2 separate regions of the Mus musculus genome follow, and region 1 is linked to region 2. Evidence: chromatin contacts called from ENCODE Hi-C or POLR2A ChIA-PET data. All regions are on one chromosome and are shown on one strand. Each heading gives the region's core, a stretch centred on a gene start or an enhancer-like site at or near the end of the contact. The rest is flanking DNA. Distances are from core to core; before and after follow the strand shown.

The links. A loop is a pair of places that touch in the nucleus more often than their neighbours do. ChIA-PET counts read pairs that join two places held with the same protein, here RNA polymerase II (POLR2A).
Region 1: POLR2A ChIA-PET joins it to region 2 with 16 read pairs in Patski. The contact joins two enhancer-like sites. A Hi-C loop is called at or near these places in 1 of 37 maps with a recorded cell type or tissue (mouse trophoblast stem cell). POLR2A ChIA-PET finds 5 or more read pairs at or near these places in 3 of 5 experiments (Patski and embryonic stem cell).

The regions. Positions count from the first base shown.
Region 1 is chr5:92,955,463-92,962,675 of GRCm38, forward strand. Shroom3 (shroom family member 3) reads left to right here. Exons shown (of 11, transcript NM_015756.2): 10 at 6,629-6,901. Among named protein-coding and RNA genes, the nearest start is that of Gm36764, 50 kb to the right of the region's middle. Within about 2 kb of position 3,934, at least 1 of the 3 ENCODE cell types and tissues checked has a DNase peak (open chromatin) inside an H3K27ac peak, as active enhancers do.
Region 2 is chr5:92,743,404-92,751,080 of GRCm38, forward strand. The region is part of intron 1 of Shroom3 (shroom family member 3); the gene reads left to right. Among named protein-coding and RNA genes, the nearest start is that of Mir1961, 41 kb to the right of the region's middle. Within about 2 kb of position 2,593, at least 1 of the 3 ENCODE cell types and tissues checked has a DNase peak (open chromatin) inside an H3K27ac peak, as active enhancers do.

The DNA of each region.
Region 1 (7,213 bases), core at 2,684-5,183, 210 kb after region 2:
GACCACAAGTGACTACCAGCCCCTAAGGACTAGGAGGGGGACCATGGACCTGTGGCTCTGACAGACAGGAAAGCCACTGTCAGTCTCATTCTGCAAACGATGAATGAAACCTTGGAGAGATTGAGTCATTAGAGGTGTCACAGCTGGGACCGCACCCCAGGGGCTCTGACACGGTTCTCAGCAATGGTGGTAGCTTATGTCAAGAGCAAAACTAGAGTTTTAAAATTTTGCTCAGGGAAGCAGTGGCTGGCAAGGCACATCTACGAAAAGGTGCGGCTGACCTTACCACCCACAGCTCTTGCAGTGCTCAGAGAAGAGCTTTATTTAAAGCACACGGTTGGAACGTAATGCAGCACTGGTCCACCTACAGAACTTGTAACTGTCAAGCATGTTATGATGACCTTGCTGTTGCCACAGCCTCCCTGTGTCCTGTGGAGATCAGGGCCAAGCTGTGCCTGCAGGGCAGAGCGGCCTTCCACTTTGCCTATAGCTGTACCTAGATCCCAGCTGTGCCCTCTGCAAAACGACACGTGCGGCTTGCTTCAGTGGAACATGGAGTATGTGCTTTGGTGGCATTGATGTCAGGAGGACTTGCATATGGGATTCTATTTGTTGTACGTACTTATTCCAGGCCCTCTTCCTAATGTGTTGGATGAAACCACAGGACATGGGCACGCGCACTCACTCCCCCCCCCCCCAAAAAAAAACAAGGAAAGCTTTGAGAGGCATCCTGTTAGAAGATTTGTGAGCTCCCTGCTGCATGTTGTAACAGGGACTACAGAAACTCATTTCTTCCAACCAAAGGCTTCTCTTTCAGATCCCTGCTCTGTTGAACACCTCCTAGCATGTCCCTGTCAGCCCTGCTGACTGTGCCCATTTTGTGCGTTCTGCACTTGGGAATCAGAGGGCTCTGTTCTACCACAGATATATATATATATGCCATTCCATCTTTAACTGCATATTTTCCTTTTTGTATATAGACATCTCTGCATTACAGTGGCAAAGAAGCAAAGTATATATTATGTTTTCTCATCTTCATTTTTAAAGAGATTTATTGTTTTATGTGTATATGTGTGTGTGTATACATACCATGCACACACATACACACCCCCCACATGCACGCCTGGTGCCCATGGAGGTCAGAATGGGACGTCAGGTCCTCTGGAACCGGAGCTGCAGGTGGTTGAGCTATCATGGGCGCTAGAACTGGAACCTGGATCCCATGCAGGAGCAATCAGTGCTCTTAGCCGCCGAGCCACCTCTCCAGCCTCTCGTTCTAGGTTTTGGATGCTTAATTTACAGAATTAATACTCCTCCTCTGAGGAAATGGAGCAGCCCGTGTGGGGGCTGTAAGGCTTTGTGTGGGGCCTGTTTTGTTTTGTATTTTTAACACAAAATTCCACCAGTTCCCATATCGGCATGGTTTGTAGGGAAATAGATGGCAGTAGCATTTAAAACTATTCTACTCCATTGCTGTTGAGAACGCTGTGGCTGGTGGGTCCTTTTAGACAGCTACGACTCCTCGGCTCACCGCCTCCCATTTCTGCTGAGCTTCAGTTCTGGAGTTCCAGGTTCCTCTCTGGCCCTGTCTCCTCTCATCCTGAGAAAGATTTCCTTTAGCATTTTCCTCAGAATAGATCTGCAGTGATGTGGGTTCGTCTGTATGTCTCTAGAATATTCTCACTCACTGGATGTGAAGTCTGGGCTGGCCGTCTTTTGTCACATATGCAGACATGTTTTCTGTTCCTTCTGAGAAACAATTTCCAGGCATTTAAATGTGGCTGCCCGCTTCTGCTCACCACACGCCTGTCATCACTGCTTGTGGAGTGTGTGCACGGAGCTGCCCAGGGCTGTGGGTAGATGGGGCATTTTCAATCACTGTTTCTTTAGTTACACATCAGTTATCTTATGCACACTAACTCTTCTCTTAGCATGATGATTCAGTGTTAGAGTTTCTCATTCGCCTGACTCCCTGAAGCTCTGTCCTTCTCATTGGTTAGTTTGTGTCCGTCTGACCTCAGGTTCACGCTCTTAGTTCATTCCTGCCAGTGATTTTGTTGTTGTTTCAGATTATCATTTTCAGTTCTAAACTTTCTGTTTTTTAGTTCCTTTTTGCTCGAATCTTCAAGTGATTTTGCTCTTATCATGAAGAATGCTTATTTAAGAAAGCATTTTTAAAGACTATGGTAATCCTAATGTAAGCATTATCTCCAGTCTAGCATCACTGTTACCCTTTCTGGCTCTTTATACCTGAGTAACTGTATATTGTATTCTGTGCTGCGAGGCCCTGGTCCTGCTGGCACAGCCCTCTGTAGAATGGTGATTGAGGCAGGCCTGGTTACTGCAGGCCCAGACCGTAAGTTCCGTCTCAGTTTTGGATAGTGTGGTTCCAGCACCCATTTCGGTTTGGGAGCCTCTGTGAGGTTACAGAGCTCTGTACTCACTGAGCCCCTCTGGCTTTAGTTTGGGACTTGAGCAACGTTTCTGACACACCCAAGTTCTCAGAGCCTTTGGTGTACTCTTCGTCTCTCCCTACGTGTGCCACTTAAACGTGAGCTTCCCCCAGCCCCGCACGTGCCCCTCACCCTGAGCGTTCATGCCAAGTTCCAAGCATCTTCTGGCCTAGCTCCGTCCTCTCCTGGGGTTTTCCACACAGCCTTTGGCTCCCAGAGATTCCTAGTATCAGTCCTGTAGCTGGACAGGCAACCTGTGCAGCTATGCAGGAGCTGTGAGGAGGAGGGGAATGGAGTGGGGATTCCCTCACACTCTAGGCCCAGGGCTCCTTACTCCAGCTCCCAGGAAGGTTTCTGGGGTACCTGCACCACCACTGTGGGGTGGTGTCCGTGAGTGGAGGCAGAGCTGGGAGAGGAGAGAGAGAGAAAGCACAGGCCGCACCAGCCACCCAAGCCACCTCAGCTCTGCAGACGAGGCTTTCTCACGTTGCCCTGAGGTCGGCAAGGTATGAAAAGCCTGAAACTCACCCCTTCGGGTTGTCAGTGTGCACTCTTCTTGGTCTCGGAATCCCCACCCCCCAGGACCCCAGGATTTAATGGTAACATGCAAAAGAGGGAAGCTGTGGCAGTTATGACATCGTGGCCCACACCACGATGGAGGTCTCCCACTGGAGCTTGACAGAAGGTAAACAGATTGGCATTTCAGAAGAGTCCCCCTGGCAGCTATGTCTGGAGTTGGGCAGGATGGGAGGAAAGTGCAGTCACTGAAAGTATGATGCACAAGTATGATCAACATCCATCCTATGAGCAGTTTAAGAGCTTTTTGAAAGAGTAGTTGTTGTTGTTTAAGAACAGGCAGGAGCTGGTGGTGGCTTAGTTGTGGAGGGTGGAAGAAGAAGGGTGGTCAGGAAGGGTCCCAGCTCCAAGTTGCTGTGCACAATGTCTGGGAAGATGGTTGACCTTGCATTTTACCGGACCTTAACTGGCACCAAGGGACCATCTCAGATAATTACACTGACATTCTAGTTACAAGTCTCCTGGTGGAGAAGTGGGGCAGGATTCTTAGCCGAGATAGCTCGTGCTGGAGGTGTTGGACATCACCATCAGGCCCAGTCACCTCTGCTTCTATCAGGTTACACAATGTGGGATGGAGGTCTGGCCTCGTTACCATCTGAAACTGCCTTGACTTTCTAGAGCTCAGCCAAAGACAGCAGTTAACATGCAGGGTCCTGGATCTTGCATTTACAACAGAAGAAACAAGCCTGTCAGGTAGACATGGTTTGCCAGGTCTAGGCAGAAGCCTGAACTCCACTCTGCCCCAGCCAGAAGGGCTACATTTTTCTTAGGATAAAAACAGCCAACAAAAGCTAAGTGTTTTTGTACCAGTGTTTTGGGGATGCTGCGGCACAAGCCTCAGAGCTGCCACTCGGGGAAGCTAGGGTTGCCACCCAGGCACCTACTGCAACAAGTGCTGGACTCTCAGACGCTGGCCTGACCTTGTGATAGCACAGAAAACAAGGCCTGTCCGTATGGTTGTCTTCCAGTGTGCGTGCATTTGAGCCTCATAACATTCCTGAGAGCTATTTTAAAGTACTAATTGAAACCAGCACCCTGGAGCCAGACAACCTGGGTTTAAGCCTGGCTCTGTCACTTACTGTATGGTCTGGGGCATGTCCCATACCCTCACTGTGCTTCTCAGTGAGGCTGGGACGATACCTGTGTTGTCGGGCTGTCGGAGCCGTGATTGAGTAGTGAGACGCTGCTTCTGCCTGCCACAGAGCATGGGATCAATAAGACATGATCTCATCGAGGCAGGTGGAGCTGTCCTCTTGCTGATGGCACAGGTGAAGTGGCCTCCTGGCAGTGATCAAGTCAGAGCTGGTCTCCGACTCGGAGTCTGTGCTCCTCTGCTGCTGAGGGAGAAGACCCGGCAGGATGTTTCCTGTGCAGATGGTGTGTTGAACTATGTTTAGAAAAAGAACGCACATAAATAGCATCTCACACAGCCTGGGTTAGCAGTTTGTCAGATGTGAAGCTAAGTGGGTGAATGTCAGTGGCCTACAAGTTCCGTAGCTCCCGGGAGAGACTAGTATAGTATTAAAATTCTCTCTTTCATGGGCCGAGGAGATGGCTGCCGTTAAGAGCACTTGCTGCTCCTGCAGAGGATTCCCTGCAACCATACTGAGTGGCTCACAGCTCCTGTAACTCCAGCTCTTGGGGAATCAGACTCTCTCTTCTGGTTTCAAAGGCATCTATATACACACACGTGGTGTACATACATACAAGCCGTTACATGTATAAATGATAAAGAAAATTTAAATATTATTCCCTTCTCCTGCCCTAAATGAGTTCTGTTAAAGTTGGATTTTGTTATTTTTTAAAAAGGATCATCCTGGCACAGAAATGTTGGCAGCACTGCTGGCTTCCCCCTGATGCCTGCGGTTGCTCAGAACCTCTTCACTATAGTCTCAGCCCAGGTCTCCATAGTTAAAGACCTGGTGATCAAAAGCTGGCAGGCATTGCATCCACATACCTAACGGTGAGGCAGGGCCGACTGGGTGCCTGCCCAGTCTCTGCACTGCCTTACTGTAATGTACAGAATGTGCCCAGGCTTCTGTGCTGTGTTTGTGTGGCTCTGCCCAGTGTCCACGCCGTCAAACACCAGAGCTGGGTCTGGATAGAAAGACCCAGCTGACTGGACGTGGACTCTGGCCTCAGAGTGCCATATGAGTCCCATGCACCAAGCTGCCTACCTCCCAGCATGCGCACTGCTTAGGGCCTGAGAGCCAGCAAGCTGACTCCAGCAGACTAGCAGAAGAACGGGGGACCTGGGTATTAGTAAGGCTTATACAAGCACCCCCACCTACTGGGCCAGGTTGCCCACCCTGGGTCAGACCTGAGCAAGGTCTTGCTGTATAGCCACAGCTCCCCTGGAACTCACTGTGTTCCAGGCCTTGGCCTTGAACTCACAGCCATCCTTAAGTGCCAGGACTGCAGGAGCTCACCAACATGCCTGGCTGAGAAGAGTACTCTCTGCTAATACTTTGAGTGCCCAGCCTGGCAGCTGTACCTGCAAGGTTAAAAAAGACCAGGGCTGACTGGGCGACCTGACCTGACCTGGCAGTGTCTGCTGTTTCCCACCCGTGTTGCCTTCAGCTTGTCTCTTCATAGGCACAAACTTATCCAAGCTCTGTGCTAGTGGGCAGCTTGTTACTGAAGTCTGCTGCGCTGTCCCACAGTGATGGCTGCCAGCGGAGGATGCTTTTGGGGGGGAGGGTAATAGCATAATTAACCCTAATTACTTTTTCCCTCCCACTCATGTTACCGTGGGCCGAGTCTTCTGTTGAGGAAATGCTTAGACACCTTACAGCTTTTCCCTTAGAAGTGAGGTTTGTGTCAGTTAAGCTGCCTGTAGCCACGGAGATCTGGAAAGTTGAACTGACAACAGGATGTCACTGTTTAAGCCAGAGCTTCTCTTCAGAAATTAGTAGTTAGAGGCTTACGTTACATAGTTGTGGCAAGCAGGTCCAGATTTAGTTAAAAGGCAAAGCTGAGTGGCTTTCTGATACAGTGTCACCATCAGTGTGTGTAATGGTCATGTGAGAGCCCATCTGGTGATGCATGGGCCTGAGGTGGGCGCATCCCCAAGTCTCACCCTCCCCGCTGTATGCGGAGGACTAGATGAGGCAGAACCTGTAGCTCATAGTAACTGCCCAAGGCCAGCTATCCAGCTCAGCTCTCAGACCGTGGGTGCTGGAGGCCCTTCACTCCGGTTCCGTGGCTGCTCGTTTGTAGCCGAGGATGTTCACCCCGCCCCTCCTTTCTTGCTCGTGGTATTGTGCCTAGTAAGAAAGAAAGGACATTGAATGAGAAGTTAACAAACCAGTTGGAAAGGCAGAACTGTATGCAGCATTACACAGTGAGGAATATGACTAGTGCGTGTATAATCAGGTGTGGGCTGGGGAACTCTGAATAGGCTCAAAGAATGGCAGTTGTAGACATTCAGGGAAAGGCAAAGGAAAAAGAAAAAAAAAGTTCTGATTTGAGTCATCAGTCCCCACAGAGCTGAAGAGCTTTTAGCTGAACCTTGACGGCAAGGGCGGGGCCGGGAGTGCCCATCCACATTCCAGCAGCAGCCCTGGCTCAGCTTGGCTCTGTGTCTCTCACCATTCTAGGCTGAGCTTATCGGAAGCCTTACCCACAAGCTGGAGAGCCTCCAGGAAGCCAAGGGGAGCCTGCTCACGGACATCAAGCTGAACAATGCCCTGGGAGAGGAGGTGGAGGCTCTGATCAGTGAGCTCTGCAAACCCAACGAGTTTGACAAGTACAAGATGTTCATAGGGGACCTGGACAAGGTGGTCAACCTGCTGCTGTCCCTGTCTGGACGCCTGGCCCGCGTGGAGAACGTCCTCAGAGGCCTTGGTGAAGACGCCAGCAAAGAGGAAAGGGTATGTGGCCTAGCAGGTTACCGTCTGAGCCCTCTGTCCATAGAGACACTTCTCCGGGATGACCATCGCTGTGGGTTGAGAGAGCACCTGCTAGGCAGGATTCAGTGTGGATACTCTGGGCAGATGCACAGGGCCTAGGGCCTCTCCTTCCTCGCAGAGATAAAAACACATTAGACGCTTAAAGGAGAGGAGGACCACAGAACCACTGGGATAAGAGGGCAGAAGTGAGCTTCAGGGAATCTGCACGATGGGCCCAGCCGTGGGCAGGTACGTGGGCACGACTGTGCTGTCCTCCACTGGAGGGACAGTGCT
Region 2 (7,677 bases), core at 1,343-3,842:
GCCTTGGGTTTCTCTCTAGCACCAGATAAACAGAGAACAGTGGCACATGCCTCTAATCCCAGCACTTGGTAAGCAAAGGAGGGGAGATCAGAAATGCAGAGTCATCCTAGCCTATATTCCAAGTTTGAGGCCAGCCTGGAATACATGAGACCTTGTATCAGAAAATAAAATATAATTGAAATGTAAAACTAATTGTGATATAGAATGTTGGGCATGATACTACCAGCGATCTGGTGTGCCTTTTACCTGATGGCTCAATCTTACATAATTATAGAACAATATCAAAGCCAAGGATTTGATGCTGGTATGATGTACACATGTAGTTCCATGTAGCACAGCCAGGACACAAAACTGTTACATATAGTAAATGTCTCCCTTGCACTATAGTTGTACAATCTACCCACCCCTTATCGTCCCCATCCCTAACCCCTGACCACCATGTTGTGTCTTCTATTTCTAATTTTGTCATTTAAAAAATGTTATACAAATATTCCCTTAAATTTCTGAGTAATAAATATTTCATGGTTTGAATGTTCAACAGTTTGTTTGACCATTTAACTTTTGAGGGATATCTTGGCAGTTTACAGCTTGTGCTATTACTATTATTACTACTATTACTATTACAAACTGATGGGAGGCATAAACAGATCATTACGTGTGCATGAATTTCCATCTCTCTGACTTAATTCTCCGGGAGAACATTTGCTGGATCATAGGATAAGTATATGTTTGATTTTCAAAGAAGCTACTAAACTATTTCCAGAGTGACTGATGATCACATTTTAGGTTTCTCCCATATTTGCCAGAATTTGATAAAACTTTTATTTTAATTATTTTAGCAGCTGTGTAATGACACCGCAGTGTGGTTTTAATTTGCATTTCCCTAATGACCAATGATGTTGAATATGTTTTTATGTATTTACGATAAGTCCTTCACATCTTTTGCCTATTTTCTAATGGGATTGTTTTCTTTTTAGGATTTTTATTTTTTATGTATATGGGTGCTTTGTTTGCCTGTGAACCATGTGCATGTCTGGTACCTAAGGAGCCATAAGAGGGTGTCAGATACCTTGTCAGATAACTGGGGTTACCAATGGCTGTGAGCTGTCGTATGATGCTAGGAATCAAACCCAGGTCCTCTAGAAAAGCAGCCAGCTTGTGTGTTCATATGTTTGTTTGTTTGCTTGTGTGTTTTTAGGCAGGGTCTCTATAAATAGCCTTGGCTGCCCTGAAATCCACTCTGTAAACCAGGCTGTCCTGGAACTCACAGAGATCTACCTGCAACTGCCTCCCAAGTGCTGAGATAAAAGGCGTGTGCCACCACGCTGGGTTAAGAGCAACTAGTGCTTTTAACTGAGCACCTCTGATTCTTCTCTTAAAGCAGTTTGCAAATTGTTTTGTCTGAGATAAAGTCTTACCGTGTAGCCCTGGCTGGCCTTGAACTTGCTGTATAGCCCAAGTGGACCTCAAAATCAGCTGCTGCCTTGGTCTCGGGAGTGCGCTGGGGCTATGGGCATGTTCCAGCTCCAAGTTCTTTGTGCAGTATCCTTCAGAGCACTGTCAGTTGTGGATTCCAAGGCCATCATTGCTTCCACATGGACATCAGCCCAATCTTTCATTACTCAGCACAGCCACACCTTCCCCGTAGCACAGTGCAGATGGTTTTTCTGACTCTCTGCTTCCTCAGCCATTTCCTGACCCCCAGAATCAGCCTAGATTTTGTGTCTAAGCTTCTTCTTGACCTCAGGATATGTTGTGGACTGCATGAAAGGTTTAGAAATTAGACATCTTTCCCTGGACCCACATGTATTGTGAAAATATAGAAGCTAGGTAGTTGCTGTGCATTCCCCACCCTCACCCCTGCCTCTAGTGTACCAACCAGTGTGATGTGTCTCTTATCCTGAACAAATGGGAAAGTCGGTGTGGTAGTCTGAATGAAAATGGCATCTATAAGCTCATTTATTATTTGAATACTCAGTCCCAAGTTGGTGGAACTATTTGGGAAGGATTAGGAAGTGTGGCCATATTGGAGGAGGTGTGTCCCTGGGGGTGGGCTTTGAGGTTTCAAAGGCCCATGCCATTTCCCGTTAGCTCCCTCTGCCTCATTTTTATGGCTAGGCATGTAAGCTTTCAGCTACTGTTCCTGTACCATGCCTGCCTGCCTGATGCTGTACTCCTTACATCAAGGCCATGGACTCACGCTCTGGGTGGGGCTGTAAGCCCTCACAAGCTGTTTCTTTTTCAAGTTGTCTTGGTCATGTTGCCTTATCACATATTAAAAAAAAAAAAAGTAACTAATACAGTAGTGGACTCTGGAAACAGGACCCTCTGAAAAATCCTGGTCTCCTTTGAACGTCACCAGTTTGCAGCAGTAGATGGCAAGGAAATATGGAAATGTGGGCGAGCCAGCCACAGGAGGAAGTATTAGGTGTACTACCCACCAGGACAATAGCCTTCACTTGGCAGTCAGTGTTTCTGGAAGGTTATTTTTAACTGCCACATCATAAAGTAAACGTTTGCCCTTGATAAGTGCCCTCCCTGTTCACTGGCTTGTTCTAAACTCTGGTCAGAGAGATTACCGGAAGAGCCCAGGAGTGATAGGAAAGGGGAGTCTGGGTGAGGGCTGCCAGCTGAGATATCCTTGACAGAGCAAACAATCAACCTGCCCTGTGTGCTAGAGCTTGCGTCACCTGGTCATGAGGGGCAGTGGAATTTGTGGAATGGATTGTCCTCTTGTGGTCACCCAATATCCCCGAATAATAGGAGCACACATTCTTAGTTTTATGTAAGAGCTAATAAGGACTGCTCTGCCCAGCTGAGCAGAGGCAGGGATGGCAGCAGATGCCAGCCTACATGCCTTTCTATCCTTGCTTTCTCCTTCCGCTCTCTCTTAACCCCAAGGAAGAAAAAAATGAGGATGGAAAGAGGAGAAAAGACAGACCCACTGTACAGGGGTCATTAGAAGTGTGACACAGCTGTTGGCAGATAAATATGGAGAATGGAAATACAAAAGACTGGGTTTCTCACTTATTAGAATGTCCCTTCCCTCCCTACCCCTCCCTCCATTCTTCCCTCCCGTTCTTATTTTATTCTTACATTCTTATATTCTTATATTCATTATATCCCCAGCTGGCCTCAAACTCCCTGTGTAACTAAGGATGCTATTTTCAATGTCTGACCTTCCAGCCTCTCCCTCCAGGGTGCTGGGATTACATGTGTATGCTACCGTACCTGCTTTATGAGGTGTTGGGCATGGAACCCTAGGTTTTCAGGCATGCTGGCCAAGCAGTCAACCAGCTGAGTTCATCCCGCGTCCAGAACTTTCCTTTTGTTTCACTGTTGAATTTCCTCAGTGACTACCTTCCTACAACAAAGGACTGAGGGATGATGTAACTATTATAAGCTGAGATCATCTGTTTAGATTTAGGAACTGAGAAAATTGCCTTCTCCAAATATAACATTTGAAGGTTGTTGTTGTTTTTTTCCTCCCCTACATATAATTAAAAATCAACTTCAGCTGGGTGAGACAATATAAGACCTTGATAATTCTGCTCTAAACAGTTCAGAAGTGAAAAAGTCAGGGTTGCAAATTTCCAGACATGCTTTGCTTTGTATGGCTTCAAATTTTTTTATTTACTTATTTTCTTATTTAATATATATTGGTGTTTTGGCTGCACATTTGTCTGTGTGATGGTGCTAGAAGCCCTGGTACTGGAGTTACAGACAGGTGTGAGCTGCTGTGTGGATGCTGGGAATTGAACCCGGGTCCTTTGGAAGGGCAATTGGTGTGCTTGACAGCTGGGCCATCTCTCCAGCCCATGTGGTATCAATTTCTATCTGAGGCCGGCTCCAGTGTTTCAGAATTCATCTCCCCAAAGCAGCTCTTTCTTCCTACAACTCCTGAAGAGGGTCCACAGGGCTGTCTACAGGGCCCAGGAGTGGTTGAGCAGACAGGGGGTTGTCAAGGGCTGCTTGGCCCAGGCTTGCCTTTCAGAGTTGATTCCAGCAGCAGGGTGGTGGGATTAATTGCTCTGTGGATTTAAACGCCATGAGTGTTTGCAATGAAGGATTTGAGGACAGACAAGGGGGCAACAACTGAAATGTTATCACTGCATCTTCTAAAAGGTTAGTCCTACCTTCTGAACTGAAGATAAAGTTTGCTTAAGAGAGAATTTAACTCATTCTGAAACGTGAGGCAAAAACATCCGAGTAACGATAAACTAATTTATACCAAAATGTGTGAACCCAGGCAGGAATAAAGTTGCACAATGCCAAGTGTCAGGTGAGCTAAGAAGTCATTTTATTTCCCTGCAATTGAATTAAATTTACTCATAAGCCCTAACTTCTGCTTATTAACAGAAAACTTTGTCTTTTCTGATTGAAGATAAATTCACTTACTTCTTGCTTAAAACTCTATCTTTTATGAGTTCTTAGTCCATTCAGAATATTCCTTTTCTTGCCATTCATGGTTCTGCAGCTTCCCATGTAAGATTGCAACACCAGAGGCTATGAAGTCCCCCTGTGCGGACATGTCTTGTAACATAGCTTTCACTTTGGATTCTGCCCCACGTTCCACCCCCCAGCTAATGCTCACAGTCTCACCCAGCTTTCTGCTCCTAGTCTACAATTTGTCAGAGCATTTCCAACCTTCTGGCATTTTCTTAGCCAAACTCTCGCTCAAATGGACAAGGAGGATGTGGGGAGCCATGAAGAGACCACAGGGGCTCTTCCATCGGATGCGTGGGCATGGGAGAAGCATGAGATGGAATTATCTATCTGGTGCACTCTCCATGAACACGCCTGTGACTATTGTTACTCTAACAGAAACTCATATTGACCTACAGATCTCTGGGGATATTTCCTTACAGAATTTCCAGTGGGGAGCTGAGGCCCGAGTCTTATTCTGAGATTCCCCAAACCAACTGAAGTTTCCGTTGCTTGCATCCCTGGGGTTTTTTACCTGGAAGCAGCTGCCACCCTGACTCTTTACTCTCCTTCATTATTCATTATTCCGTCTCCAGCACCCTGGGGTCTCCTTGTTTTCTCTACTCAAGGGTTCCCTACAGACAAAGTGATATAAGGATATTTAAGGCTACGATGGATATTTAAGCCTAAATTTTGATGGAGACCCTAGGGTATTGAGTGTCTCCTAAGTCAGTTCAAGGCACCAAGCCCACGTGTACTGCAGGTGGCCGGCTTTTCTTTTTCCTAATTTTGTGTGTGTGATTTTGTTTTGTTTTGTTTTGTTTTGTTTTGTTTTGTGAGGCAGTGTTCCTCCTTGTAGCCCTGACTGTCCTGGAACCCACTGTGTAGACCAGTCTGGCCTCAAGGAACTCGTAGAGATTTTCTACCTCTGCCTCCAGGGTGCTGGGATTGAAGGTTTGAGCCACCACATCCAAGTGAAGTTCTCATTTGTAACGGTGAAAAGAAGACATAGGTTTGTAGGTTATCTCATTGCTGGAGTATTTGTATAACATGTTTTTTAAGTTTCTGCCTCAGCCCTTATTAAAATAAAAGTGAGGACGAGAAAGGCCCTGTCTGTAAGTAGTATTGCTTGCAGGACAAACCAGAAGGCATTTGGAAAAAACTCTGGTGGCTTCTGTGGTTTCTTACGTGGTGCAGACTGACACAGGGTAAAGTCTAGCTACACACTTGGAGGCTGTCAAGTCACAGCTCTTATCCATTTCTCTCTTCCTATGTCATCAGCTTCATGAACATCCTGCAAGTTATGGTTGTAGCATTAGGCTACATCGGCTTCTAGAAGGTCAGTGGACAGCACAGCCTGACTTCATCCTTCAGGCTGTATCTCGTCTTCATAGGCTTGTAACCCCAGTTCAGGGCTTTCCTTAGCCAACTCCCACCAAACAGGAGGAAGATGTGTGTGTGTGGCTGCCTTCAGTCTCTGCTGTTGTCTTTTATAGGCAGGCAATGTGCCTGCTGTTCTAGAAGAAGAAGCTACAAACACCAGGTAGAGAGTGTAACTGGAGAAGAGATCCAGGGAGAGAGTTTGTCTCTGGGTAAAGCCTCGTGAGCTTTCCGACTCAAGTTCATGCAGGATTCCATGGAACTGAGTGTGGAGCATCCAGGAGCAGATTGACAAGTGCCCCAGCGTAAAAGTGCCTCCCTGTGCTGTCACATGAACAGTGCTCTGGGGACCTGGCACTGAGCATGTAGTGTTTAGGGGAAGTAGACTCAGACATATAAGAGCAGGAAATTTGCTGAGGCATGTACTTGCTCTCTCATGTTGATATGGACACTGTGACACCGTTTCCTGAGTTGTGACCAATAGCAATAATGTTTGCTTAACTTTGCAATTTCTGATTTCAGTATTCTGAATGTAACATATGTTGGATTTTTTAAAACAATGGCAGTATAGGATTTTCTCTATTATATATAATAGATAGATAGGTAGATAGATAGATAGATAGATAGATAGATAGATAGATAGATAGATAGATTTGGTTTTTAGAAACAAGGTTTTTCTGTGTAGTTCTGGCTGTTCTGGAACTCTCTCTGTACACCAAGCTGTCCTTGAATTCACAGAGATCTACTTGCCTCGAATTCCTGAATGTTGGGATTAAAGGTATATGCCACCACTGCCTGGCTACAGGATTATTATTAAAACATTATCCAAAAAGTGACCCTGAAATAATTTTGGGGGAACATTTGAAAATTCAATCCTAAGATATAATTCAGTAGTCGGATATGGATTTAACAGATTTGTATTTGTAAGACCCAGCTCAATATCTTTTTTTTTTTTTTTTTTGGTTTTTTTTTTGAGACAGGGTTTCTCTGTGTAGCCCTGGCTGTCCTGGAACTCACTTTGTAGACCAGGCTGGCCTCGAACTCAGAAATCCACCTGCCTCTGCCTCCCAAGTGCTGGGATTAAAGGCGTGCGCCACCAACACCCGGCCCCAGCTCAATATCTTGCATCAAAAAAGCAAACAAACTAATACAGCCAGGAGAACGCTTGTGATTCTAGCTACTTGGGAGGGTGAGATGGTTTGGGAGTTCAAAATCAGTCTGGGAAGCATAGAAAGAGATTTTATCTGAGTTCGAGGCCAGCCTGGTCTACAAAGTGAGTTCCAGGACAGCCAGGGCTACACAGAGAAACCCTGTCTCGGAAAACCAATAAACAAATATATATATATATATATATATATATATATATATATATATAGAGAGAGAGAGAGAGAGAGAGAGAGAGAGAGAGAGATTTTATCTCAAACGAAACAATTGGCTTGGGGAATAAGAAGGTTACCCTTTCACTAAAATAGGGAGAATGAGTCCAATGTGGATAGACAAAGTCATGTCCATGTGGAGATATTTGTAGAGATTTTATAATAACTTGCAGATAACTTGATTTGGAACCCTGCAGCATAAAAAAAATGTCCTCTTTGAGGAAACAACCTACAAGTGAATCTCACTCGAAACACTTTTTAAATTGGCCCTGTGTACAGAGCTCTCCCTTTAGTGCAAGGTGAAGTGGTTTTTAGATGTGCAGGGAGATTGGAGGACTCCCCTTGATGACTGCCATAATATGTAGAAGATGAAACCTCCCAGCTTTCTCATCTGTCAGTCATAATTACATTTTCATCATGGAGATTAAATGCAAGGCATTCAGCAGGGCACTCACCAACTGGTGGGATGTCTGGTCCACATAGCTCTCCATCAGCC